2 separate regions of the Homo sapiens genome follow, and region 2 is linked to region 1. A link is a loop called in an ENCODE intact Hi-C map of the cell type or tissue named here. Cell type or tissue: B cell. All regions are shown on one strand. Links, peaks and the distances in the headings refer to the core of each region. The heading gives the core; the rest is flanking DNA.

Region 1 (15,976 bases), core at 6,289-8,788:
CGGGAGGCTGAGGCAGGAGAATCGCTCGAACCCAGTAGGTGGAGATTGCGGTGAGCTGAGATGGCGCCACTGCACTCCAGCCTAGTGACAGAGCAGGAGTTGGTCTCAAAAAAAAAAAAAAAAATTAAGTGTTTAATATCCACAAATATCCAGTCAGTGTTCACATTTTCTGTCTTTCTTTCTTTCTTTTTTGAGACCGAGTCTCGCTCTATTGCCCAGGTTGGAGTGCAGTGGCACCATCTCGGCTCACTGCAACTTCTACCTCCTAGGTTCAAGTGATTCTCCTGCCTCAGCCTCCCGAGTAGCTGGGATTACAGGCATGCAGCATCACGCCCAGCTAATTTTTGTATTTTTCGTAGAGATGGGGTTTCACCATGTTGCCCAGGCTGGTCTCAAACTCTTGACCTCAGGTGATCGACCCATCTCAGCTTCCCAAAGTGCTGGGATTACAGGCGTGAGCCACCACGCCGGGCCCAACTTTTCCATTGTGTCATAAAACATAGGATTCAAATTAAGTCTCTGCCTTGATATTGGTTATGGACCAAATTTTGAATGAGGTGATATAAATTATTAGGGGAGAAAAACATCTAAATTGCATGATACATAACTTGGGCAGGAGAATTCGGGGCAGGAGGTGCGTGTGGATTTGGTAGTCTTGGCTTGAGCAGCATGGTAAGGGGAAGAGGGGGCAGAATAAAGTCTCAGGGTGGAGACATGGGGAGAAGTGGCCCCAAGTCTTCAATCAAAGGAAAGTTGTCTGGGTGCGGTGGCTCATGCTTGTAATCCCAGCGCTTTGGGAGGCCGAACTGGGCGGATCACCTGAGGTCAGGAGTTCGAGACCAGCCTGGCCAACATGGTGAAACCCTGTCTCTGCTAAAAATACAAAAATTAGCTGGGCGTGGTGGCGGGTGCCTGTAATCCCAGTTACTTGGGAGGCTGAGGCAGGAGAATCACTTGAACATGGGAGGCGGAGGCTGCAGTGAGCTGAGATTGTGCCACTGCACTCCAGCCTGGGTGACAAGAGCCATAGTCCACCTCAAAAAAAAAAAAAAAAAAAAAAAGGAAAACTGACAGATATAACGGGCGCCTTGAGTGATAGATTCAAGGTCTTGTAAGTGCCCTGTCTCTTGTCCACTGTATTGTCATTGATCTGCCTGCAGGATGATATCATTATAGGGCTCAGCAAAGGGGACGTGAGCTTTAGACTCAGCTCTGAGATCAAATCATTGCTCTGCCACCTCGGCAAGTAACTTAACTCCTCTGAACTTCAGTTTCCTCATCTACAAAACTTGACATATTTTCAATCTTTTAGGGCTATTGTGAAGATTAAATGCAATAGTACAGCTGAAAGTGCCTGAGATTGTGTCTTTCCTCTCTCTTTCTCAGGGCAGAAGAAAAAGGTAGACTATTGCTGATCTAACAAAAATATTTATTTTGAAGAAAAGTGGGGTAAGGGGTGGTCACATGCACCTGGGGAGCAGGAGGCCTCCTTGGCAGAGGGTGCATGTCGCTCTTTGAGAGGTGAGCTCTCGGAGGGGGTTTTGATAATAATCGGAGGCCAAATTGTCATTGGGGCCAGCTGTTGCTGGGCCTGGAAGGTGCTGGATCCTTTAGGGGAGGCCTGGGTCCTGGCCTTGGGAGGAAGCTTCTGCTCTACCTTGGGGATCTTCACACAGGAAGCTGACTGAGGCTTCCTCCGAGGCTGGTCCCCCAAAGTGGTGGGCTTTTCTTTGGATGACAAGGAGGGGAAGTCTTGAGGGGTGGAGCAGGAGGCTGGGGTGGGGCAGGAGGCTGGGGTGGGCCAGGGGGGTGGAGCATCACCTTTGTCCTCAGGCTGTACTCACAGAGGGAGGGCCCAGAGATGGGGGGAAGGGAGAAATATTCTTCCCACCTCGGGGCCTGCTCCCTGGAGGACTTGGGCCAGGCCACCAGCCCCCCATACCGACTCCTGCCTGGGCACTTGGAGGAGTGCCTTGTTCCTGAGCAAAGGTGAAGGGATATTTGGATCAGAGTGGACTGGGAGAGAGAAGAGGCAATGACAGAGGAATCTGGAGAGAGAGAGAGAGAGAGAGAGAGAGAGAGAGAGGCAGAGAGGAGACAGGGACACCAGGGTGGGGATCAGAGATGGAGAGACAGCAAAGGAGGCCGAAGGCAAGAACATACACCCTGCTTCCTCCTCCACCTCCTCTTTGCCACAGATGTCCTCTGCTGATGGGGTCTCACACACAGGTTTGGAGGTGGAGCTCACCCAACGTTCCTCTTAAAGAAAAAAAAATGGAGAGAAGAGAGGGGACCCTCAGACCAGGAAGGGGAACCAGGATTGAGAGAAGCTCCTGGGTTTGGGGAAGATGTCAGAAACCCCCCATCTCCTCTCACCTCTCCCAGTTAGTCCTCTCGTCCCAGGTTCCTGTTTTAGGTCTGTGTATTCCAGGCTGTTTGAATGCTGTTCCCACCATCCAGAATACTTTGCCAGCCCCCTCTCTGCCTGATAAAAATTCTGCCAGTTATGCAAAGCCCTCTCAAAGCCTTAACCGTTCTTCACCTTGAAACATTCCTTGCTTAGGTCCTCCTAGCCCCTCGCTCCTTTCTGATGGTCGTGAGCTCATATTTGTACCTGGCATGTAAAGTATGCTGATTGAAATCTTATTTATTTATTTATTTATTTTTGAGATGGAGTTTCGCTCTTGTTGCCCAGGCTGGAGTGCAATGGCACGATCTCAGCTCACTGCAACCTCTGCCTCCCAGGTTCAAGCAATTCTCCTGCCTCAACCTCCTGAGTAGCTGGGATTATAGGCATGCACCACCATGCCTGGCTAATTTTTGTATTTTTAGTAGAGACGGGGTTTCTCCATGTTGAGGCTGGTCTCGAACTCCTGACCTCAGGTGATCCGCCCGACTTGGCCTCCCAAAGTGCTGGGATTACAGGCGTGAGCCACCATGCCCGGCCCTGAAATCTTTAATGTACCACAGTGGGTTTTTTACTGTATATCTTTCTCTCTAACTGGTATTTCCTTACAGGTTGGGACTTGCGGTCATCTCTGATTGTGCCTGTCCTTGAGAAGGATCTCTAAATTCACTTTCCAAATGGACAAAAGGTCATGGGACCCACCCCATTTCATCCTACCCTCTCTGGGGTGATAGCACGGGAAAGACAGCTGTGAGGGAAGAAGTACCCATCTACATCCTTCAAAGTCCAAAAGAATATGAGCTCAAGGGTGCTGGCCACACCTCCCAATCCCACTGTAACATCATACATGTGAGTCACACACCCCAGGGAGCCATTGTGGCTTCACCCTGGGTGAACTCTCTGGAAGTTTCTGCACCCAACTGTCCCCTAGATCCTCTGTGCCACAGATGGTCTTGCAGACAGAGCCCTCAGCTCGTCTGGGGGGCTCTTTCCTTCCCTGAGGGATGAGGCGGTTGCCCACTTTAAAATCCTTATGACGGACTCTGGAAAGGTGTTGGGATCTGGAGTTAGTCAGGGAATGGGCAGGAAGGGGCATCTGGCATATACCCCGGGGCCCCAAAACCTATGTCCAGGCCCTGGCAGTGACTCTCTGCAGTGCTTTAAGGGGAGGGCCTCTCACCTGAGCATGACACACTCAGGGCCCCACTTAAGCAGTAAGCAGTAAGGAAGACTGAAGGTAGGAAATCCAGATGGCTGAGAGAAGCCCTAAAGGAGAGGTGAGACCTCTAGGGTTGCTTGCTTTGGGACTCTGGGTACTGGCTTTCTCTTACAATTCACACTAGAGTCTTTGGCAGCAAGTGCCCTTTAGAATTCACCAGACACTGCCATTTTCTCTTTCTCAATAAGTAGCCCCCTTCCTCCCACTCCCCATTCCCATGGTGTATTTTTCCCCCTCCCAGGAAGCTGTCCTCCTACTGGGCCCAGTTGAGGGTGCTTTCTCCTTCTCCCCTTGATACCAGCCACCTTGAAGGCATTTCTATTTAGAGATTGACACGAAACTTACACAATAACCGAATTCAATTTGATTACAATGAGGCCCTGTATTTATACGGTAGTGTAGCTGGAATCCTGGAGTCTTAGGATTGAAATGGATTTCTGAGCAAGAGGCTACAGGAATTTCATTGGCAGCACCATGGGCTGGGAGTCTCCAGGCTGTGCTGGGACACTGGCAGTGACGGGAAACTCAGTGCCCCACACAGCCGCCCACTTGGCTGTGAAAGAATCCCAGGCCCCTGGAGATGCCTTCCTTCTACTGAAGCACAACCTGGACTCTGTTTTCGGGGTGTGTGTGTGTCTTTGGATGGGCACGGAGGAGGCACTACTAAGCACACAACCTCATTGAGAAAAAGAAGCTGTTTTTGTTATTGTTGCTGCTGCTTTCCTTCTCGCCACCGTTGTGGGTGGTGGAGTGCAGCATCACAAGAGGCTTGTCTAGCAAGAGATCCCTCAGCCGCAGGGGCTGGAGAGCCTGTGGTTTGAAGAGGGAGAGGGGAGAGGGAAGATTGAGTATAGGAGGGAGGAGGAACAAGGGCAAGAAAGTGGCCTGCACACAGGACTGCAGGGGGACGTGGAGGGAGGAAGGAGGCTTGGCTGGTAGGAAAACCTGAGGTCGTTGAGGGACAGAAGGAAACCTAGTGGTCTTTCATTCACAGAAATCCCTGGAGAAATTCAATCTTGGGCAAGGAACGTAATCTCCTGGAGCCTCAGTATCGTCAATCTGGAAAGTGGGTATAATATTTATAATATTATGCCCAACTTCCTAGGCTTGTGGGAGTCAAATGAGACAAATTGTGAAGTAGTGTCTGGCACATACTAGGTACTCAATACAATTCAGAAATAATATATTATTTGTAGTACTATATTATGTTACAAATAATATATTATTATTTACTCTTTTGGGAGCCCCAGCTCTCCTTTCAGCTTCAGAATCTGGGCTCCAGTTCTGCCTCTATTTAAAAAATCTGTGCCTCCCACGTGTGTGGTTCCTCTTCTTAGTGGCTCCCTGCCGCAGACAGCAGCCATCACTGGGTGGAGCAGGGCAGAGGCTCCCCTGTCCATTACTCAGGGTTTCCAAGGCTCTGGCAGGGACTCCCTCCTCCTCCTTTCCAGGCGGCTGCAGGGACAGGAAGTGGGTATGTTTGGAGGGGGAGGGAGTCTTCCCCCAGGGGAAGACTTATGGTGGGTGTCCACAGCATCCCAGAGCCCAGAGCTGGGACCTTCTGCTGCCCTAGCTGCACTGGGACCTGCTCCAGCATCCTCCTCTTCCAAGCCCTGCACCAGTGCCGATGGCTGCGCAGTTAGGCAACCTAGCCTGGGCTCCAGCACAAAGTTGCTGTGTGACCTAAGGCAAGTCTCTTCCCCTCTCTGGGCCTCAGTTTGCTCCTGTGATAACGGAGGCGATAAGAATTTTATTTCCATGATTTAATGGTGTAAGATAATCGGATGGGGAAAGAGAAGAAAGTTAAGGAAAGGAAAGATTTTACCAGTAGAGTCCAGGCACTGGTCTGCAAGGGAAAGCGTTTGGGTGAATTATCTGAATAACACTCCCTAATCAGCCGGGTGATCACAGGAGCGGAGGCCGGGTTTGAGCAACTCCCAGAGTCTGAGAACACATCTGTCCCTCTGCTTTCCTCCTCTGGTTCTAGCCCGGCCCCTTCCAGGGGCTTTAACCCTGTTTACAGAAATGGGAATTTGCATGATGAAAATAACCCCAGCCGGACTGCGATTTTACTGCGCTTGGCACAGGGCTCGGAAAAAGCGGCTGCATAGCCAATTACTGGAATTTTTAAACACAAATAATATTTTATGGGATCAGTGGGCTGGCGCGGGGCCGCCGCACCCGGCGCGGCTCCTCCGCCCACAAACAAGCTCCGATTGTGCGGCAGGCAAGCGCGCCAGCCCTGGGGTGGGGGTGTGGGGTAGAGGGGGCGGGGGTCCCTCCGCGGGCAGGTGCAGCTGAGGGCTAGGCCTCCCGGGCGCCGGACTGGCAAGGAGCGTCGGCGAGGCCCAGGCCCAGGGTCCGGTGTGCTGGGCATCCCGGCTCACCTGCAGGGCCAGCCAGGAAGCGTTTAGTGCGCGAGGGCGCGCCCAGCGTTAGCTCCCCCGCCTGGCGGCCGCCCGCTGGGCCTGGCCCGCGCCCCGCGCCCTTGGCATGGCCGTGGCCGCCGCGCCGCCTCCGGAAGGCCGGCTTCCCGGAACGCCCCGAAGGCGGCGGGGAGTCAGCGCCGAGGCCCCGGAGCCACCCCTCGCCTTCCCTCTCCCGCCCGAGCCGCCCTGGCGCGCTGGAGGCCGACCAGGGAGCCCTAAGGGGCCAGCGCAGGTCGAGAGCCACCACCAGCGGTAGCGGTACAGTGCTAGCCCTGGTGGTGCCCCTCGACAGATCTCCACTAGGGAGCCCCATTCTTGCTCTCTCCGAGACCGCCAGACCTGGCCCGGGGCCCCCGAGGCTGGCCGCACGCAGCCTGCGTCGCTCCCGGCGCTGGCTGCCAACGCCCCCGCTCCCCCTGCCCCTGCGCTGCGCACCCTGCCCCAGCGCGCACAGGGTTAAGCGGGAGCAGGTGTGTAGCCAGATGCCGCTGACCAGCCCCCTCCCTGGCAGCCGGGTCGGCCGCCTCCTCCTCCGCCCACCCGCTCAGAACCAAACAGTCCCAAATAAAAGTGCTATTGTTGCCGGGCCTTTCCCCACCCCCGTCGCTGCCCCGCCACCTGGAGCGGAGCCCGGTCCCCTCTTCACCTGCCCCGGGGCAGGCCGGGGGGAGGGGCGAAGGGGAAGTTGGGCCTCCCAGCAGGGACTTCCGCTCCCGTACCCCCCAGCTTCCCCTCTCCCAGTGCCCCCGACACCGACCCCTAGGCCTGGGGGTAGGCGCCCCCGCTTTGCGCTGAGGGGCTTCTTTCTGGCTAGACAGCCAGGTTCTGGCCTCACCCCCCACCCCTCCCTTTAGCCCCCATTCTCACTGGCTGGAGAAGCGGCGGGATTTACAAAGCCGGGAGAACACGGAGGTCTTGGACGATGCGCCCAGGACAGTGCCAGGCTCACTGGGGCTCAGCAATTGGCAGGTGGTATTGCTTTTTTAAAAAACATTATTTGTCCAGCAACAAGCCAAGGAAGGTAGGGGCAAGAGCGATGCCCTTTACAGACAAGGAAACTGAGGCACAGAGAGGCAAAGTGTCTAGCCCAATGACAAGCCTGGTAAATGTTGTGGCTTCGCACAAAATTCAGGTCCTCTGACTCCAGCCCCGACACTACAGGGTCTCCGGTGCTCATCTGACGGGCTAGAATGGAGGAGAGACCCCAGAGACTGGGAGTCTAGCGCCGCCCTGGACTCGCCGTGGGACCTTGGGCGAGTTACCTCTCCCCTCGGTTTCTCCGTTCTTAAATAGAGATGGGTAGACTGTCGTGGTTCCTGAATTCTCACGTTGACACTTGGAATCCAAGGGGCTGCTGGCCCCCAGAAGACTGGGGGCCCTGGGTGGGACTCTATGCGTGAGCTCGGCCTGCGCATGGAAAGGAAAATGTTTCCTCTTTCGCTCCCCTTCTCCCCCAGCTTTCTCCGCCCTGCCTCCATCCCTTCCCTGCAGGCCCCCAGGAGGCTGAACTGCGAGGTTAAATAAATATCTGACGGTGGCTCAAGGAAACAGTCAAGACCGTTGCGAGAGAAGAAACCCAGACCTCGGTGGAGATCCGCTCCTAAGCCCAGCAGCCCCCACTCCGGCCCAGTTGCATGCTGAGCCCTTGGCCCCCTCGGGCCTCACCCAACTTCCCCAAGATAGCCAGCCCCCTCCAGTACGGCCCCTCTCCTCTGACCTCCTCCAGCTCTGGCGCTGGTAGAGCTAGAGCTAGAGCTAGAGCTAGGGCTAGGGTAGTGCGCTCAGGGTTACCGTATTTCCTCTTTGCGTTTTAGGTTTTGAGCGCAGGTATTTAAATTCTCCAGCCCACGGGAGAGTACTCTACGTACTGTGAAAAGAACTCTGTTGGGAGTCGAGAGATGTGAGATTTTGGTTTTGTTCTCTTAGCTCTACTATTAATCTTGCTCCTGACCTGCAGATCCATAAATCCAGTTTCCTACTTCACCTGGATATCTAGCAGGCATCTCAAACTCAACTTGTTCTACTTGGAAATCCTGATCTCCACCCCGGTCCCCCACCTGTCAGTCTTCTCCATCTCAGAAAAGGGCAGCTTCATCTTCCCAGTTGCTGGGGAAGAAAATCTTGGAGTTATTCTCAACTCCTCTCTTTTTCTGTCATCATTCATCCAAATGCCTTAGCAAATCTTGTTTATTTTGTCTTCAAAATATGTCCAGAATTTGCTACTCTTCACCACCTCCTCACTGAGCTCACTGTTCCAAGCCACCATCGTCTCCTGCTAGAGTAGTGCAACACCTCCTAGCTTGTCTCTCTGCCTCCCTTCTCCCTCTTAGTCTGTTCTCAACAGAGTAGCCAGGGTTGTCCCTTTAAAACTAAAGTCAGATCATGTCCCTATTCTGCTCAAAACCTCCAATAGCAGTATATCTCACTCAGAGAAAATGTTCCTTACAAAACCCTAGTGATCTGATCACCCCTCTGCCCCTTCTTGTCACCCTTCACCTCCTCCTCATCACTCTACTCCAGCCATACCTGCCTCCTAGATGTTCCCTGGGCAGGACAGCACACTCCTGCCTCAGGACCTTTGCACTTGCTGTTCCCTCCAGATTCCTACAATGGTCTCCTCTCTGCTGAGGCTTTCTCTGACCAATGTCCCACCCCAATGCACACACCAGGCTCTCCACCTCCCTTGCCCTGCTCTGTTTTTCTTAGTTGCGCTTGTCATCATCTAACCTGCTGCATATTTACCTGATGATTTGTGTATCTCCTTCTGTTAGATTGGAGGTGCTGTGAAGACAGAGGCTTACAAAAAGTCTCAGCCCTTAGAACAGGGCTTCACACAAATAGGCACTCAGTAAGTATTTGTTGTAGGAATGAGCTAGTCACTTTCCCTTCCTGAGCCTTACTTTCCTCACCTGTGCAAGTGAATTGGACCCATTGAAAGTCCCCCTCAGCTTTGAGTCTCATGGTAAGGGATGAACATTGTGAGAAGGTGAGAGGGAGAGGTAGACAATGGCACAAAGCTGTCAGTTAGCTCTGTGTTGGAGTGGAGCAATGCATGGCAGAGAAGGCTTACTCCAGGGAGGCCCAGAGGGCCCACATATTCATTCGTTCATTCATTCATACATTCATTCATTCTTCACTCATTCAAGAAGTGTCCCTCAAGATCCCTGGTGTGCTCAGCCTGGGGCAAATCCATGGGGGGCGGGGGGCGGGGACATGTAGAGTAAGACCTGGGCCATCAACAGCTCTGCCCCATGTTGGCTGTGTGTCCCTAGGTGAGCCTAGGATCTCTCAGAGACTAGGCTGTCTCACCTGTAAAGGTCATAGATAATTTCACCTGCCCTACAGGACTCACGAATTAGACTGAGTGTCAAATGAGATAATCCCACCATACATACTTAAAGTGTATGACTGAGAAACAAGAATGAACATATACATCAAGATCACAGTCCTTTGAGAACTTAGAGTATGGTCTTTGTAGCTTAGAGCCCTCTCCCTCCTATTTTCGCCTGGCTGTTGATGGGGTCCCTTGGGACTGACTGAATTTTATTTTTCCCCAGCCTTATACTTGAAATTGGCTTCCTTTCTGACCCCAGGCATCCAAATGAAGGCTCCCCCTCGTGGCATTTCCTGGAATAACAGGTCTCTGCACCTACTGAGCCTAGAGATGGTCAGCTAAACAGCACAGAAAGGAAGCAGGAAGAGGCCAGAAGAGAGAGAGTCTGAAGACTTAGGAAAGGGGCAGAGCAAACCTGCAAAGAAATGCTAGACTGGGAGGGACCTGGGACTGCCTCCTCACACCCCGTTTTACAGATGAGAAGCTGAGGTTCAGGGAAAGGGAGGTTAGAGGCAGGACTGTAACTCAGGAATCTACACACTCCTGTGCTGGTTTCTTTACCCCAAGTACCATAGGCATTTATACAAGTCAATGAGCAAACAGTATAGATGACAAATTCCCTCTACATCTGGCAGCATCCCCTGAGGGCCTCTGACTATGCAGTATTTTCTCCCAGGACGAAGATTCCCAAATGTCAAAGACAGCATCCGGAGAGGCTGGTATAACTTCAGATCTAACCTATTTCAGAGGCAGAGGTTAAAGATAGACAATTCACCTGGATTTTTCTCTTCTTACTGGGGTATGGGTGCAGGGGTGAGGGTGGGCACACAACTAAATCCAGTCCTACTTAGAGATCCAAAATGACCAACTCAATCAGAGGGATGCGTGTGTGTGTGTGTGTGTGTGTGTGTGTGTGTGTATGTGGTGTTACAATTGCAAGTAAGAGTGCCTTATAAAGTTTCTTTTTTTCACCTGCATCTTATAATTTACTCCTCACTGCTAGTATTAGCCATTTCAGAGATGACAACAATGAGCTACCAAAGGACCAAGTGATTTGCTCAAGATCAGAAAGAATATTAGGGAAAGACCAATGTAGTGCATACAGAAGGCACTCAATATGTACTCAATCACCTATCCATAAGACTTCTTTGTTTTATTGAGTTGACTTTGGGAGGAACTCTTCCCAATCTGAGGTTGCTTCCCACTGTGCGGGAGATTCATCCTGCCTTCCTTGGATCCTGGCAGCCTGGAGGGGCCTCTGGCTCTCTATTTAAGGCAAGCGGGGAAGTCGGGCATGACCACAAAGAATGTAGCAGCAGAAGAGGGTGCAATGATGGGGTGGGCAGGGGAAGAGACTACTTGCCTCAGTTGAGCTGAGGGGCTTCCAAATAGCCTCCACTGGCTGGCTGATGGGAGGCCTGGTCTTCTGATCACCCTGGGGAGCTTGGGACCACTATGAAAATACGCTGATGTTGTCTAGGAGCCAGGAGTAAATCTTATTGTCCTATCCCCTTGATATATCAGCAGGGTGCTCAGTAGGTGGAGGAAATCCTGGAACTGGGTTCTGGTGCTTAGGTTCAAGTGCTTAACTTCAAGTGTGACCCTGCAGTTGTTGTAGAGCAGTGGTTGGGAACACAGGCTCTGGAGCCAGGCTACCTGGGCTCATGTGCCAGCTTCCCACTTAATATATCTGTGACCTTGACTGCACCTCTTGGAGCCTCAGTTTTCTTATCAGTAAAATGGGGAATCATAGTACCTACTCAAAGGATTTTTGGATGCATTAAATGAATGAATCACATAAAGTATGTAGGAAAATGCCTGGCACATAGTAACTGCTCAGTAAATGTTATTGTTAGGAAAGACCCTTCTGTCTGGGTTACAAGATCATTACCTGTATGGTGAAAGAGATTGGGTTAGATCAGTTTTTTAGTTGCAGGGGCACAGCTCCCTGGAGAAGATTTTGTTTTGTTTTGCAGGAAGGGAAAAACTATAGAAAGTAAAACTTGGTAAAACATTCTGTTGGTGCAGCTTGCAGAAGATTTCACTGTTTTCCCAAAGGGGCATGAGTTTACAAGATGGATTCACAGAATTGGAGCATCTTAGGATCTTAGGAGCCTCAGATGCTCAGGGCTGTGACATTATTCTGTTGCTCTGGGGTTATCCTCTCCATCTAGACGGTGATGCCATCAGGGCAGTATCGTGCTGGATTATTGGGAAAGCCAAGGCCAAACCTGGCAGCTCAAGCCTTGGTACCTAGAGTGTCTCTTGGGGGGGGGTCCCAGGGTACTGAGTGTCATGGATTGTCCTGCACTCAGCCTGTCCCTGGGGGCTGGATTTGGGTGGAAGAGGAAGGAGAGGCCTTTGTAGGAGAGGGACAGGCAGGCAAAGCTCCTTGCCGGTCATGTTTACTGAACTGCACTGAATTATGACTAAATGCCAAGATCTGGCTTCAGGCAATTGCCTAAATCATTTAGGGGTTGACAGGGAAGGGAGGGAGGGGACATGGGGAGCTGGGGGGGAGAATGTTCTTGTAATTCTTCAGTCTGAGGTACATTAAGGAGCCATAAGCCATGTCGAGAGCTTGAATTACATTAGAGAGATTATCCTGTTACAGTTCATAATCCTGGATAATATACCGTCTTGGAGCACACCTGCCTGTGATAAATCTCGCCCTGTAATGGCCTGACCCTGGGGACCCAGGGATGCTGGGGCAGCTGGCAGGGGTTATCAGAGTGGACGCAGCCTCAGCAGAGGCACCTGTGAGTCCCATTGTCCTCCTTAGTGATCTTTGTGTCCTTTACTCCTGCCTCTGCCCAGAGGGAGTGGATGTAGCTGGGAGCTTCAAACTTCTCCATCTTTATTCAAGGTTCTTGGCTCCCTAAGGCCCCTCTACCTTAACTCCCACCCCATAACCCCACTCCCTGCTCTGGTGAGACAGGCTATTTGTGTTCCTGTCTCCAGACTCTCCTCTCTCTAAATGCTTTCCCCTTAATCTCTCCAAACCCAGCCTGGCATGTCCTGGTCAATGGAGACCTCTCTGAGAACCTGCACTAACATCCTCCTTGGCTCCAGCTCAAGTACTGACTCTCTGATGTGAATGGGTGTGTTACCCGCCACCCAAGGGGTCTGCCAACCTTTTCTGAGTCTCTGACTCTCCAGCTAGACTGCTGATGCCGTGAAATCAGGAACCATGACTACTTCCGCAGCACTTAGCACAGACAGGCTCAATAGCCATGCAACTGGTTAATGGCAGAATCAGGGTTTGAACCCCAGTTGACTGGCTTCAAAGTTTGCAGCTACTGCAGAACACTGTCTCTCTGACCCGAGAGCCCTGTCCTGTGTCATTTGTAGGTCTAATCGCAATTTCTATGAGCTGTTAAATCCTTCCTAGACTGTATTTGCCTTGCATTGGGAAACATCACAAGCCAAAGGGATGACTCTCTCATGGTATAGCTTAGGGTGGGATGGCACCCAAGCCTCCCAGATTTATCCTCAGCCTTTTCAAGAGAAACAGCCCACTGAGAGAGCTCATTCACATTGCCCAATTAGCTTGGTCAGCTCTCTCCCACTTCCAGCCGATTGCTCAGTTTCCAGCTCTTGGGAGGCCTGGCAGTATCTGGGTACCTGCCATATGTTCCTAGTATCTCTCTGCATGACACCCTAAACCCCACCTGCCTCAGGCTCTGCTTTATCCCTCCCACCTGCCTTCCCCAAACACATACCATGTTGCACCTTTACCAGGAGACAAGTGGAGGGCACCTTTCTGGGCTTCTTGAGGTTAGCTATGCTACTGGGGCTTCGGCTAACCCAGGCCATCAAGATCTTCCAAAAGGAGGCACAGCTACCATTTATGAAGTACTCACTAGGTGCCAAGCACTGGGTTATGCTTTTCACCTGATCTATCTCATTTATCCCATGCCAGTCTTATGAGCTAGGTGTTTCATGATTTCTATCTTACAGGTGAGAAAGCTGAGGCTCAGAGAGGTTTAATACGGTTCACAGGTCAATACCTAGTAAAGGGCAGAGCTGAATTTTTTTTTTTTTTTTTTTTTGAGATGGAGTCTTGCTCTGTCACCAGGCTGGAGTGCAGTGGCGCAGTCTCAGCTCACTGCAACCTCCAACTCCCTGGTTCAAGCGATTCTCCTGCCTCAGCCTCCTGAGTAGCTGGGATTATGGGCATGCGCCACCACACCCAGCTAATTTTTGTAGTTTTAGTAGAGACGGGGTTTCACCATTTTGGCCAGGATGGTCTCTATCTCCTGACCTCGTGATCTGCCCGCCTTGGCCTCCCAAAATGCTGGGATTACAGGCATGAGCCACTGTGCCCGGCCAATAGAGCTGACATTTAAACACATGCCTGCTAGCCCCAAAGCATGTGTGCTTAACCCTTGATGCCACACTGGCTTCTCATGGTGAGTGCAGGCACCCCAGGCTGCCTCCCCAGCTCTACCTCCCAAGCCTACCCTTCTCCATCCCTTCTCATCCCCGTAGCCATTGCTAGCAGCCTCCTCCCGGCCCTTCTGTTGCCAAGTTCCAGAACTCCCCCACATTCCAAGCCACTCCGTGCTTCATGGATTCATTCCCTCTCTCTGTACTTCCACATTATTCATCCAGAGACGGGAACCATAGCAGTTTGATCATCCACCCATCCATTCATTCCCATCATTCATTCATGGAATCCTGAAATGTCAGGGCTAGCAGGGGCCTTAGAAATTATCTGGTCCAGTAGTTTTGCAACCACAATGCATTTTTCAAAGAAAATCTTCTGTAAATGTTCCATAGAGAAATCAGATCAACAGTGGTGGTGGCGGGTGTTGTGGGGGGTGGGAGGCAGCTACTAGACTCCTGCCTTCTTGGTCCCACCTCATCCACTGCAACCCCCCTGCCCTGGACTCCCAGTGTACAATTGGGAAGCAGCTGCTCTCCGCTTCCTCTCATAGTGTACAGCAGGGCACTGAGGTTCAGGAATAAAATGAGTTGCGCTACTGGTCAAGGGCTATTTCCAGACACCTAGTCGATGACAACCTGTTGCCTTCAGCAACTAACTGAGGGTTAACTGTTGCAACAACTCATTTTCCTCAGGCTCTGAGTTTCCCAGACCTAGGCCCTAGCCTCAGCTGCCACTTGCTAATTAAAAAGCTACACAACCTTGGGAAAGTAATCACATAACATTTATAGCCCTCCATCTATTTCCTCCTCCTCTGAAAAATGGGGAAAATAACAGGACCTGCCCGTTTTTAGTGTTCTATTGCTATGTAAAAAAAAACACCCCAAAACACAGTGGCTTAAAACAACCATCGTACTATCTTTCCTAGGACTGTGGGCTGGCTGGGCTCAGCTGGGTGATTCTTCTGCAGGTCTTTCTTAGAGTTTCAGCCTGATGGAGGCTGGGGCTGCAGTCAGCGGAGGACTGATTGAGATGCTGGGATGGCTGGACCTGTTGCTCTCCAGGCATCCTCAGGGCCTCTCTTCTCCACATGGTCTTTCCAGTTGGCTAACCAGACTTTGTACATAGCATCTCAGAGCTCCAAGATGCACAAAAGTGGAAGCTTCCAGGTTGACTTAGGGCTTAGGCCCAAAGTGGCATAGCCTCACATCTGCAACATTCTATTAGTGAAGTAGTCAAGGGAAAAGGAAATAAACTTTACCTCTCAGTGGGAGAATGACCAAAAATTTGTAGTAATTTTTAACTTACCACAGTCTGTGTGACCATGAACAAGAAAATTACTTAACCTTTCTAATTTTCCCATCTATGAGGAATAAGTACATCAATCCATGGAAAGTGCTTAGAACAGTACCTGGCACCTAGTAAGCACTCACATGTTAACTGGTGCTATTTTTATTTCTAACCCGTATGCCTAGCAGTGTGCTAGGTAACTGGTGGTGATGGTGGGGTTACAAGAGTAATGGCAAACACAGTTTATACGTTTATACTCTTGATAATAAATAATCTAGTTCATGAGATAAAATTAACACACAGAGAGATCAAAGTACTAATTCAAGGCATTGTGTAATTAAGGAACCCATGAGAGGTACAGATAACATATACTTGAGGAAGGTGGAGGACAAAGAGATTGGATATGGGGGCTGGGTGGCCAGTGAAGGCTTTAAGGAGGAAGAGGGTGCCCTTGAGAGGCAGAGTAGTGTAATAGTTAAAAGTGTAGATTCTGAAGCCAACCTCCTAAGGTTTGATAAGTTTTCACATCTTAGCTTTGCCACTTTCTGGATGTGCCTATGTGATTTTAGCAAGTCGCTTTGCATCTCTTTGCCTCAGTTTCCTTTCTGTAAAGTCTATCCATCTTATAGGGCTCAAGTGAAGAGTAAATGATTTATTTCTTATAAAGGGACTAGAACAATGCTGGACATGTGTTAAGTACTCAACAAAGTTGAGTTAACCTCAAAACCCCTAAAGAGAGGAGAGATTAGGTGGAGGGAAGAAACAGAGGCCTCCAGATGGATAAAAACAGTGACTGCATGTGTAAAGTAGGAAGACGGACGTGTCATGCTCAGGGACAGAGAGCCGCTTTGCACAGGAGGAGATGTTTCTAGAGGGTGGCAGGGGTGATGGTGGTGAGGATGGTAGGGGT
Region 2 (9,833 bases), core at 86-2,585, 110 kb before region 1:
CTCAGGTGATCTGCCCGCCTTGGCCTCCCAAAGTGCTAGGATTACAGGTGTTAGCCACCGCGTCCAGCTGGCTTCTCACATTTTTTCATGCACTCTCAAGCTTGCACAACATATTCATATGCACAACATGTTCATACATACCTCTATTAGTTTCCTGGGACTGCCACAACAAAGTATCACACACTGGGTAGCTTAAAACAACAGGAATTTATTGTATCAGTTTTGGAGGCCAGAAGTCCAAAAGCAAGGTTCCTTCTGAGACTTGTGGGGAAGGGCCTTTCCTTGCCTTTGCTGGCTTCTGGTAGCCCCAGGTATTCTTCGGTTTGGAGGTGCATCACTCCAGCCTCTGCCTCCATCTGTCTCTGTGTCTTCACATGGACATCTTATAAGGACACTAGTCATAATGCATGAGGGCCACTCTATTCCAGTAGGGACTCATCCTAACTGATTACATCTGCAATGATACTGGTTCCAAATAAAATCATATTCGGAGGTTCTGGGGTTAGGACTTCAATATATCTTTTTTGGGGAGGAGCACAATTCAACCCAAAATACCACCTACAGCCATAAAATCTCACATACATAGGCCATACTGCCATAGTGACACAGATATAAAACACACAATCCCATAGTCACAAAAATCACACACTCCCATATACACTTTCAGGATCAGACACTCCCATGGTCCCCCCACATGCACGCATACACACACATGGCGAGGTCATCACATACACACTCCTTTAGTTTCCCAGTCTTACAGCCCTACACACCCCCTCCAGTCACACCCCTTCGCACACCCTCCTGCCCCCGCCTCACTCCCAGAGGCCACCCTGTGGAGGTCATGCTCAGAGACCCGGCACATTTGCAGCCTCGCACTTGGCTCATACATCTCACATCCTCTCCCACCCACACAGTCTCTCCCCTCTGACTCCTCCGCCCAGCTCACCAGTTCCCGCACCAACCCTCATGGCAAGGAGGCAACAGACTGGCTCTGTTCCACTCCAGCGGGGGCACCAGGTGGCTCCCCCCTTGTCCTCTGGAATCTGATGCCCCCACAAGCCTGCCTTTTCAGGCTCCCACGCTTCCCTCTCAGGGACAGACAGACAGAAACATCCACACACTCTCATGCTCACACACGCGCCCCTCCGGCAGCCCCACGGCAGCAGTCTGTTCCTCATTATGGGCCAATGCGCCTGTTTACTCACCCAGCTGGAGATGGTTAGAGAGTGATAAATAATGAAAGAGAAAACAGGCTTTTCCCCTCTGTGGCTTCTATTTATGTAATATGTGTCACTGTGCATTCACAGACTTTGTTTCGGAGCTGGTTGCAGGAAATAGTTTATTTTTTCCGGACGGTGGCTTAAGGGGTGGGGAGGTGGGGGGCAGGGTTTGGGTTTCTGATCTCACGCCCATAGGAGTTTCGGAATCTGGCTCCCAGAGTCCTCTTCCCCTGGTGCCTCCTCTCCTCGCCTCCCCTGACATCCCCGGGGTGGGCATCATGGCTAGAGGCTGCCTCAGAACCAGGTTCTCCCACTCCACCTATTTGGAATGGGCTGGGGTGGTTGGGGGCCCCTCCCAGCTGCCTCTGAAACCTCCCAGACAGATGGGCTTGTTTTAAGAGCCAGACAGCTTGAGGCTGGACTCCCAGAAAGGAGGCAGTTGGACAGGGTCTTCCTAGGTAGCCTGCACCTGTTGTTGGGGGAGGATGCAAAAGGATTAATTCTATAAAATAAGAAAAAAAAAGATCCATACCTCATGTTCACTTAGCACTTTCATCCCCGTGGTCTCTCTGAGGCCTCACAACTTTTAATGGCTGCTTCCCAGGTGAGAGAACTGGAGGAGGGCTTGCCATGGTCTGTGCAACTGGCTGATGAGGAGCCAGAACTTCACACTCAGGCCTCTGAGTCCAGAAGAGCCTCACACACCCCACTGCCTCCTCCTCCCAAGGATGCCTCCCTTGGTAAAGTTCTGGTTGCCCTCACTCATTCTAAGGTGATGGGAGTAGTTATAAGGGTGTGGGGGTTGGAATTTGGGGAATGGTGAGTCATCAGAGGTCTGAGAAGTGTCCCCTTCTCCACCCTTTCCTAAACATTAAGGTGAGCCTCCTTTGGGTGACAAGCCAGGGAAGGAAGAAGCAGCAGAAGGCTGCCCTGCTCCCCAACCCCCAGTGCAGGGAGGCTCTTGGGAAGCTGGAAGGGCACCTGCCCCCACCTGAGCCTGTCTTTTTGAGTGCCAGGGCAGGGAGACAATGTCTTTGTTTGACATGGAGCCCTGGTTGTATCCCAGGCCACCTGCTGGGGGGACCCAGAGGTTCTGACCTTTGAGGAATATAGCATCCACTATGGAAAATGGGCCCAGAAGCCCCCAACTCCTGCAGACTGTGGGGGATGAATATATACAGGTGCCATGGGATTAAGGTGCAGGGCAGAATCCTGCCCAGTGACCTCGGGGTTCTTGCAGGGAGCATCCCACAGGAATCTCCTGGCTGCGGGGTGAAGCAGCCACCTTCCCAAGACAAGGACTTTAAACACGGTCTGACAAACAAGAGCACATATGGGCCAAGGGCAAAAGAGAAAAAGTGCTAAGGAGGCGGTTTTCTAATTTAGTGGGTGTCAGATTCACAGGGGAGCTTATTAAATGCGGATCCCCAGGCTCCTTTCCTGGCGTTGATTCAGCAGGTCGGGGGGGTGGGGGGCAGGAATCAGCATGGTTAGCAAGTTCCTGAGAGTTCTTGGACTGGTGGTTTCCCAAAGACTGGGAGACAACAGTGCCCTATGTGGGCCCTGGAGGCAACCCCCCTGCCCAACGCATAAAGATGAGATGCAAGCATCATGGTTAGGTCAGGAGGGAATTTGACTTCCCCCAAAGAGTGAGAATGATTTGGTTGGAGAATGATAAAATTTATTTGGTCCAAAGGAAGGGAGGGAGGAAGAGAGGAAGGAAAATATAATTTACCAATACCTATATGTGCCAAGCTGTTACATGATGCTTTTCGTTTTGCTTTGTGCTTTTGTTTTTCAGAGACAGGGTCTTGCTATGTGGCCCAGGCTGGAGTGCAGTGGCACAATCAAATCATAGCGCACTGCAGCCTCGAATTCCTGGGCTCAAGCGATTCTCCTGCCTCAGCCTTCCGAGTAGCTGGGACTACAGGTGCATGCCACCATGCCTGGCTGTTACACGACATTTTTACCTGGCTGCTTTGACTTTTTGACATTCATATCCATTTTTGGAACCTAAAACGCTGTCAACATTCTATTTCTTATTACCAAGTAATGCTCATACAGACATACCCGCCACAGCCCGAGTCAAAACTTTGTGTCAGCTGGGATGTTGTGCACACCTTGGAGCATCTACCACATGCCAGGCATTGTGCTTTGCATGTACTGCTTTGTTTTTCACTGCACCGCAACACCGACAGGCAATACTATTCCCATTTTACTGATGAGGACAGCAAGGGTCAGAGAGGTTTAGTCACTTGCCTAAGGCCACCCGGCTACATCAACCCTGGCAACAGGAAGAGCTGGTGCTTTTGTTTTTTTACTGATCCAGGGAGAGGCCCTATTAGGGAGGTAGAGGGACTGAATCCAGATCCTGCTTTATAGCCCCCTCTCCAGGACTCCCTCCCTCCCACTCTGGAATGGAGAGGTGGATGGAGAGGCACCCTCTCTGCCACTCACTCAACCCCTCTGCCTTTGGGACCCTATGGACTCTCATACAGCCCACCCAGCTTGCACCCTGAGCTCTCTCCCAAGAAGCTGAGCACCTGGGGTCTCAGGCACTCCCTTCCAATTCAGTCCCTGGAGCACTTATGGCTCTGAGGGAGTCCCCGGAGGGGGGCTGAAAGAGGTGGGGGAGCTTAAGGAGCACCTTTCCTGGGCTTCCAGGAGCCTCTTACATCCCTATCCCCTTGGCAGAATGGGTGTATCACAACTGGAGGGTGGGGGTGTATGGGGACGGCAGAGCTGGCCAGACCTATGGTCCCAGATGTTTGTTCAGGCTGTGGGCTGAGCCTGATTTCAGATGTGTGGCAGCTTCATGGGAGTCCTGCCCAGACTCCCACATGGACACTCACTTGCTTACTTGCACACACGCGTGCCCTCATGCGACTCCCCTCCACACAGAGTTCCACTTGTGAAAACCCAGACAAAGCTCCAGACTAATGTCCCTGTGGACAGTGACATGAATGGTAAAAATCATCCTCAACCCCAGGTGCTCTGCACACGCTGACTCTAAACTTCACATCGATCCTGCAAGGATGCTTTCCCTGATGACCTCCCCCTACCCACCACACACCTTATAGATGAGAAAAATGGGCTTCAGAAAAGCCAAGTGACCGGTCTGAGGCCACACAGCGACCCCACGGCAGAGTGGGGACTGGGGTCTGTCTGTTGGGGAGCTCACCCGCATCCCTCTCACCAGGCTGCTTTTCCCGTCTGGCTCCCAGGACCCAGCAGGTGTTCAGCACGTCCACTGATGAATGTGTATGTCTGTGTTTTCTTTCACACACAGTGCAGGCTCCAGCTGCCCCTCTCTCCAAACCCACTCTGAGCTGTGATCTCCCTGCAGGCTCAGAAACTTGCAGACCACTTGGCTTCCTCTACAGCCAGAACTAGCGCCAGCCTGAATTCTCTGGGCTCCAGCCTCAGTTTCCCCTGAGTTTCTTAGGCCTGCACACCTGAGCAAGTCCCTCCCTGCTTTGAGCAGACCCACAGCACTGGTTGGGCTCCTGCTCCAGGCCTGACCCCCACTGTGGAAGCCTCTGGGGTCCAGCCACCTCCATTCTCCTCTCTTCTTCCCAAACGTCAGGCCTGGCACTGCCCCCGCTCAGCCCCCGCTCCCTACGGCCCCCTGGGAGCCCAGGCTTTGCTTGAGGGCAGCAAGTGAAGCCGGCTGTAACAGAGAAACCTCAGGCTCCTCTTTAGAAGTCCCCGGAGGAGGCAGATCTGAGGAAAGGCTGCCAAGAAGGCGCCTGCAGCAATGTCAGCTTGAGAACAACCCGGCTGACAGGATGCTGAGCGGGGATTAAGGTCGGGATCAGGGAAGCCAGGGAAATGAAGGCAAGTTCCCTGCTCCCCTCGCTGCCACCGCTGCCGCTGCGGCTGGGTTTGTCTTCTTGTTTGTTCTGGCTCTGGGAAACTGGGCGGGGAGGGAAGTGGGCAGGGATGAGGTGGGGAGGTGGAGGGAAGGACAGGGGGGAGGTGGAGAAGGGCTGGTATGGGGGTGGAGGGAGGTGGAGGGAAGAGAAAGTCAGGCCTCCTCTGGGTCTTGGGGCTCAGCCAGGGATGGGGCAGAGGCACAGATGGCCCTTACCTGGGACCCTTCCCCTATACCTGTCCCTATAGCTGGTCTGCCAGCCAGTGGAGCAGCCAGTCGCCCCCCGACCCCCACCCCGGAACCCTCCCTCATGTCCTGAGTGTGGGTGGCAGGACCAGTGAGAACACAATTGACCTTGCCCTGAGAGGCTCCCAGCTCAATGAAGCAGATGCAGTCTACCTCCAGAGAGGAGGTGAGCCTGTTTCCACCTGTCTACACATGCAAGATCCCCTGTTCTGGGGAAAGACCATTACCCCAACCTGCCTCATCATTGACATGTCACAAGAGTCCAGCCAAATGGGCTACTGATTTCCAGGTCATCCAGTGCACCACAATTCTAGTGAAACCTCATATCCTTGCATTGCCATTGGTGTGGTAGTGAAGAACGTGGCTTCTGGTTTCAGACTGCAAGGGGTCACCTTTTGGCTCTGCCACTGATTTGCTATGTCACATTGGGCAAGCTGGCTAACTTTCTATGCCTCAGTGGGATAAAATCATAGCACCTCCTCATAAACTTGTCAGGAAGATAGAGGGAGTGGACACGTGCGAAGTGCTTGGCATAGGGCCTGCCATGGAGGACAGAAGACATACGCCATAGGGTAGCTTTATTTATTATTGAGGCAGAGTACAGGAATAAGTGTGGCAATTTGAAGTGACTTGGCTGAAAGCTTCCTGGGGGAAGGGGTGTGGAAATCTGATTTTGGAAGCTGAGACTGGGCAGGGGTAGAGAAGTGAATTAGGGGTATGGAACAGAGCTCCCATTTGCCAGGTGAGTGAGTTAAGGATGTATCTGGTGAGAGGCAGAGAGGATGCATTTTCTAGAAGCCCTCATCCCAGCCAGGCTTTCTCCAAAGTTCCCACTTTAACTAGGGGTAACTCTTCCAGCCCTGCCAAGGGCAAGCCAGGGGTGCCAAGACCATGAAAAGATGCAGTTTTTCATGGTGACCTTCCCAGAATGGAGTCTATTCTAGAAACCCTAGCCATTCAGGGAGACTCCACTTGTACCTGGGTTTTCTGGACCTGGCAAGGGAAGAAACAGGCACAGAGAGTACAAACCTGGAGGCAGATCATCCCTGGGGTTGGGTTCCAGCTCTGTGACTGATCATCTATGTGCCTTGGAGCCAGTCAATTAGCCTCTCTGGACCTTAGCTGCAGGGTCTGTGAAATGAGATAGTAATATGTACCTTAGAGTTGTAATGATGAGCAGTTACTCCATAACTATCCACTGTTGATATTCAGCTTAGCAAAGAGTTGCTGAGGTCCAGCCAGCTACTGGGGCCCCAGTGAATGAGAGACCCTTTCCTAGCCCTTGATAGCTGGTGGCCTGCATGTGAGTCCAAATATGATGCTGAAGGCAGTGGTGCTACCTTAAAGGTCCACCTGGGAACCAAAGAGAAGGAGTTCCTGGCATCCACATCCCAGGCTGCAGGGCCTGCTCCCCTGGCCCACCCTGCAGCCCTGCTTGGGTGTCCCTATCTCTGGACACCCTGGCCAGCAGGCTGGGGATGGGGAGAGTGTTGTAGGGGGAGGGGAATGAGAACCTAGGATGGGGTTCTGGTAATTGGGGAAAAGCTTTGCTGGGTCTGATTTGTGGGGGAAAGCCTTAGGCAAGGAGGCCCAGTCCCTGCAGAAGTGTGTGAGGAGCACCTTATTGGGGATTTTATCTCTAGGGGCCTGGTTCTAGAATTTTAAAAACACCTTTTCTTTTCTTTTTGTTCTGTTAATAGAAGTTATGTATATTTATTGTTTAAAAAAATGGAAAATACAGGCCAGGCATGGTGGCTCATGCCTGTAATCCCAGCACTTTGGGAGGCTGAGGCGCGTGGATCATGAGGTCAGGAGTTCAAAACTAGCCTGGCCAAGATGGTGAAACCCCGTCTTTGCTAAAGCTATAAAAATTAGCCAGGCGTGGTGGCAGGTGCCTGTAATCCCAGCTACTCGGGAGGCTGAGCAGGAGAATCGCTTGAACCTGGGTGGCAGAGGTTGCAGTGAGCCAAGATCCAGCCACTGCACTCCAGCCTAGGTGACAGAGTGAGACTCCATCTCAAAAAAAAAAAAAAAAAAAAAAAAGGAAAATACAGAAAAGCATAAAAAAGGAAATAAAGATCAGCCATAATCTTCCCACCCAGAGATAACCATGGTACGACTTTAGTGTATCTCCTAGTTTTTTTTAAGCTGACTCTCAAACACACATTTACACACACTCACATGGACACACACATTCACACACACATATTCACAAATATACACTCACACGCACTCACACATTTACATACACATATATGTAACTTTTTGTTACATGTTTAATGTACACATGTCTTTAAAAGTTCAGAAACAAGATCATGGAATCATGAATACATCACCATTTTGTCAACTAATATTTTTATTAAATAAAATATTGATAACTTTTTCCCCAGGTCATGACATATTCTTCTCCAACATAATTTAAAATGACTGTATAGTGCTCTGTCTTTGGGCATAAGGCATATCATTTTATCAGTCATCACCTGTTGGTCATCCATCCATTTCTAGATTTTTGCCATTATAAATAATACTGAGGTGAACATCCTTGCAGAGAAATCTTCGAGGGGGTCGCTAACTTTCCAATTGTCTATTCATGTCTGTCTACTCCCGGCTTCGATTTTGAGGCTTTCTAGGCAGGATCTGTGTCTGGTTTGTTGTGACCCCAAAGTCTAGCTTGGCTGCTGGTTCACTGTAGGCATCCAATAATGGTTGAATTGAGTTGCTTTTCTAGAGCATGTGCCCTCGGCTGAGGAATTGGGAAGGTGGATAGATGAGGAAAGAGCCCACCTTTCCTGCTAGAACACTCAGGGGTCCCCAGTGCCTCTATGCTGGACCTGCTAACTTCTCCTAGGAAAACACCTTCCCAAGCACAGAGCCACTGGCCATCCCAGAGGCTCACTGAATGGCCCTCCTGTATCTCTTATCTTCCTTGCCTGGACCCTCCCCCCTCATCCCCTTCCCCCCTCCGCCCCCGATCTCTGACTCTTGAGTTCTTTTGTTGTGTTTTCAAGCTGAAGGCCCAGCAGACAGAGCCCTCTCACCTGCCCGTGTCTGCTGGACAATGTTGCGGCAGCTCCCAGCTCCCCATACAGTGGCCTCCTCCGTGGCCCCCACTTTTGACAGCACAGCCTGCTTGGCTCCTGAGAAGTGCCCACGTGGCACACCTCACCCCTGCCCCTGCTCTGCCTGCCACCTCTCATGGCACCAAAGGAGCCTTTGTCCCTTCCTCATGGGGGCTCTCAGCAGATGCTGACGTTCTGACTGAAACAGATTTGTAGAATCATGGATTTTGAAGTGGGGACCCAGGTCCCAGTGTTTCAGTGGGTCTTTAAAAAAGAGAGAAAGGGAGAGAGAGATGGAGAGAGAGAGAGAGAAAGTGAGCAACAGCACGAGAGGTAAGAGGCAAAAGCTGAGAGGTAAAACTTACTAACTTAATTTCCCCTCACCAGCATCCACACTCCCAACCTCCTGGAATTTCTTCTCTTCTTTTCAATTTTTAATCTCTTCTTTTCCTCTCTTTTCTCTCCCTCTTCCCCCTTTTCACTCCTTTCCTTCTCCTCTTTCTCTGTCTCTCTCTCAGTTCTGACATGAACACCCCCCCCACCCTCCTGTCCCCCTCCCCTCCTCTCCTCCTCTCCCCTCCTCTCCCCTTCTTTTTTAAGTTTTTTTTTTTTTCTTTTAACTTTCAAGGTCATTCCGGACTCCTGACGCCGCCAGTCCCGCGGTGAGACGTGAGCGCCATTGGCGTCCGTGGCCTCTGTTTCCGTGGCAACCTAGTAACCATTAATTTTCAATTAAAGGAGACAAAAAGCTCGATGACAGCTCCAGGTCTGCTGAAGATGTCAAGAATCTGTATTAATATACAGCAAGAGAGCATAATTGTGTGTCCATCTTCCAGAGCAGCGAAAAATGGAGGGATAATTACCAGCTCGAAAGCCACTCTGTAATTTAGTTCTTACTGTCACCACAGCCCTACACATTAGCATAAATTAAAAGCAGAGTTTATTGTTATCAAAGTGCATTGATATCGCCAGACCTGCTTTCTTCCTTTTAACTGTTTGTTGTGGGTGAGTGACTCCCCAACTCTTGCCAGGGTCTCCCCAGGGTGGGGAGAGTGGAAGTGTGGCTGCTAGACCTGAAAGGTCTAGCTGCCAGCCTCCTTCAGGGCAGGTGGGGACAAGGGTCAGCGTGTTGCCCCTCTGATAGGGTCTGGGGATGATGCAGGGGATGGAGGAGGCTTGGATATTTATTCACCTTTCACATGTAAGTGCTTTGTTTTGCCAACGAGTGCTCCAGCTCTTTGCAGAGGGGGCTGCTGCCCCATCGCGGGTCCCCCTTTAGTGCCTAGTACAGTGCAGGGCAGGTGATGAGTGCTCTAAGGCAATGTGTTAAACAAAGGAATGAGTGCATGTGTAGGGGTGTTCTCCCGGGGTGAATGTCAGTGGAGAGACATTGCATTCCCTGTTCAGGGCGTGGCCAGCTCAGGTGGAGATGCT

Evidence for each region. Peaks named below come from ENCODE experiments on the same cell type or tissue, not always from the same donor. Only the 100,000 strongest peaks of a DNase experiment are listed, where the experiment ranks them.
Region 2: a loop joins it to region 1, with 11 times the contacts of the local background. A loop is called at or near these places in 36 of 110 quality-filtered maps.

The regions. Positions count from the first base shown.
Region 1 is chr6:41,418,362-41,434,337 of GRCh38, reverse strand. No RefSeq gene overlaps it. Among named protein-coding and RNA genes, the nearest start is that of LINC01276, 76 kb to the left of the region's middle. RefSeq lists silencers at 4,983-5,042, 5,943-6,012, 6,043-6,742 and enhancers at 4,702-5,201, 7,662-7,741, 9,764-9,983. In B cell, for the core only: no CTCF peak of the experiment used is centred there; DNase peaks (open chromatin) are centred at 6,687 and 7,807; H3K4me3 peaks cover 1,788 bases; H3K27ac peaks cover 1,497 bases.
Region 2 is chr6:41,523,420-41,533,252 of GRCh38, reverse strand. It overlaps FOXP4-AS1 (FOXP4 antisense RNA 1), which reads left to right. Exons shown (of 2, transcript NR_126415.1): 2 at 9,028-9,358. Among named protein-coding and RNA genes, the nearest start is that of FOXP4, 18 kb to the left of the region's middle. RefSeq lists enhancers at 462-1,030, 917-1,276, 1,031-1,601. In B cell, for the core only: no CTCF peak of the experiment used is centred there; a DNase peak (open chromatin) is centred at 1,202; H3K4me3 peaks cover 1,114 bases; H3K27ac peaks cover 1,797 bases.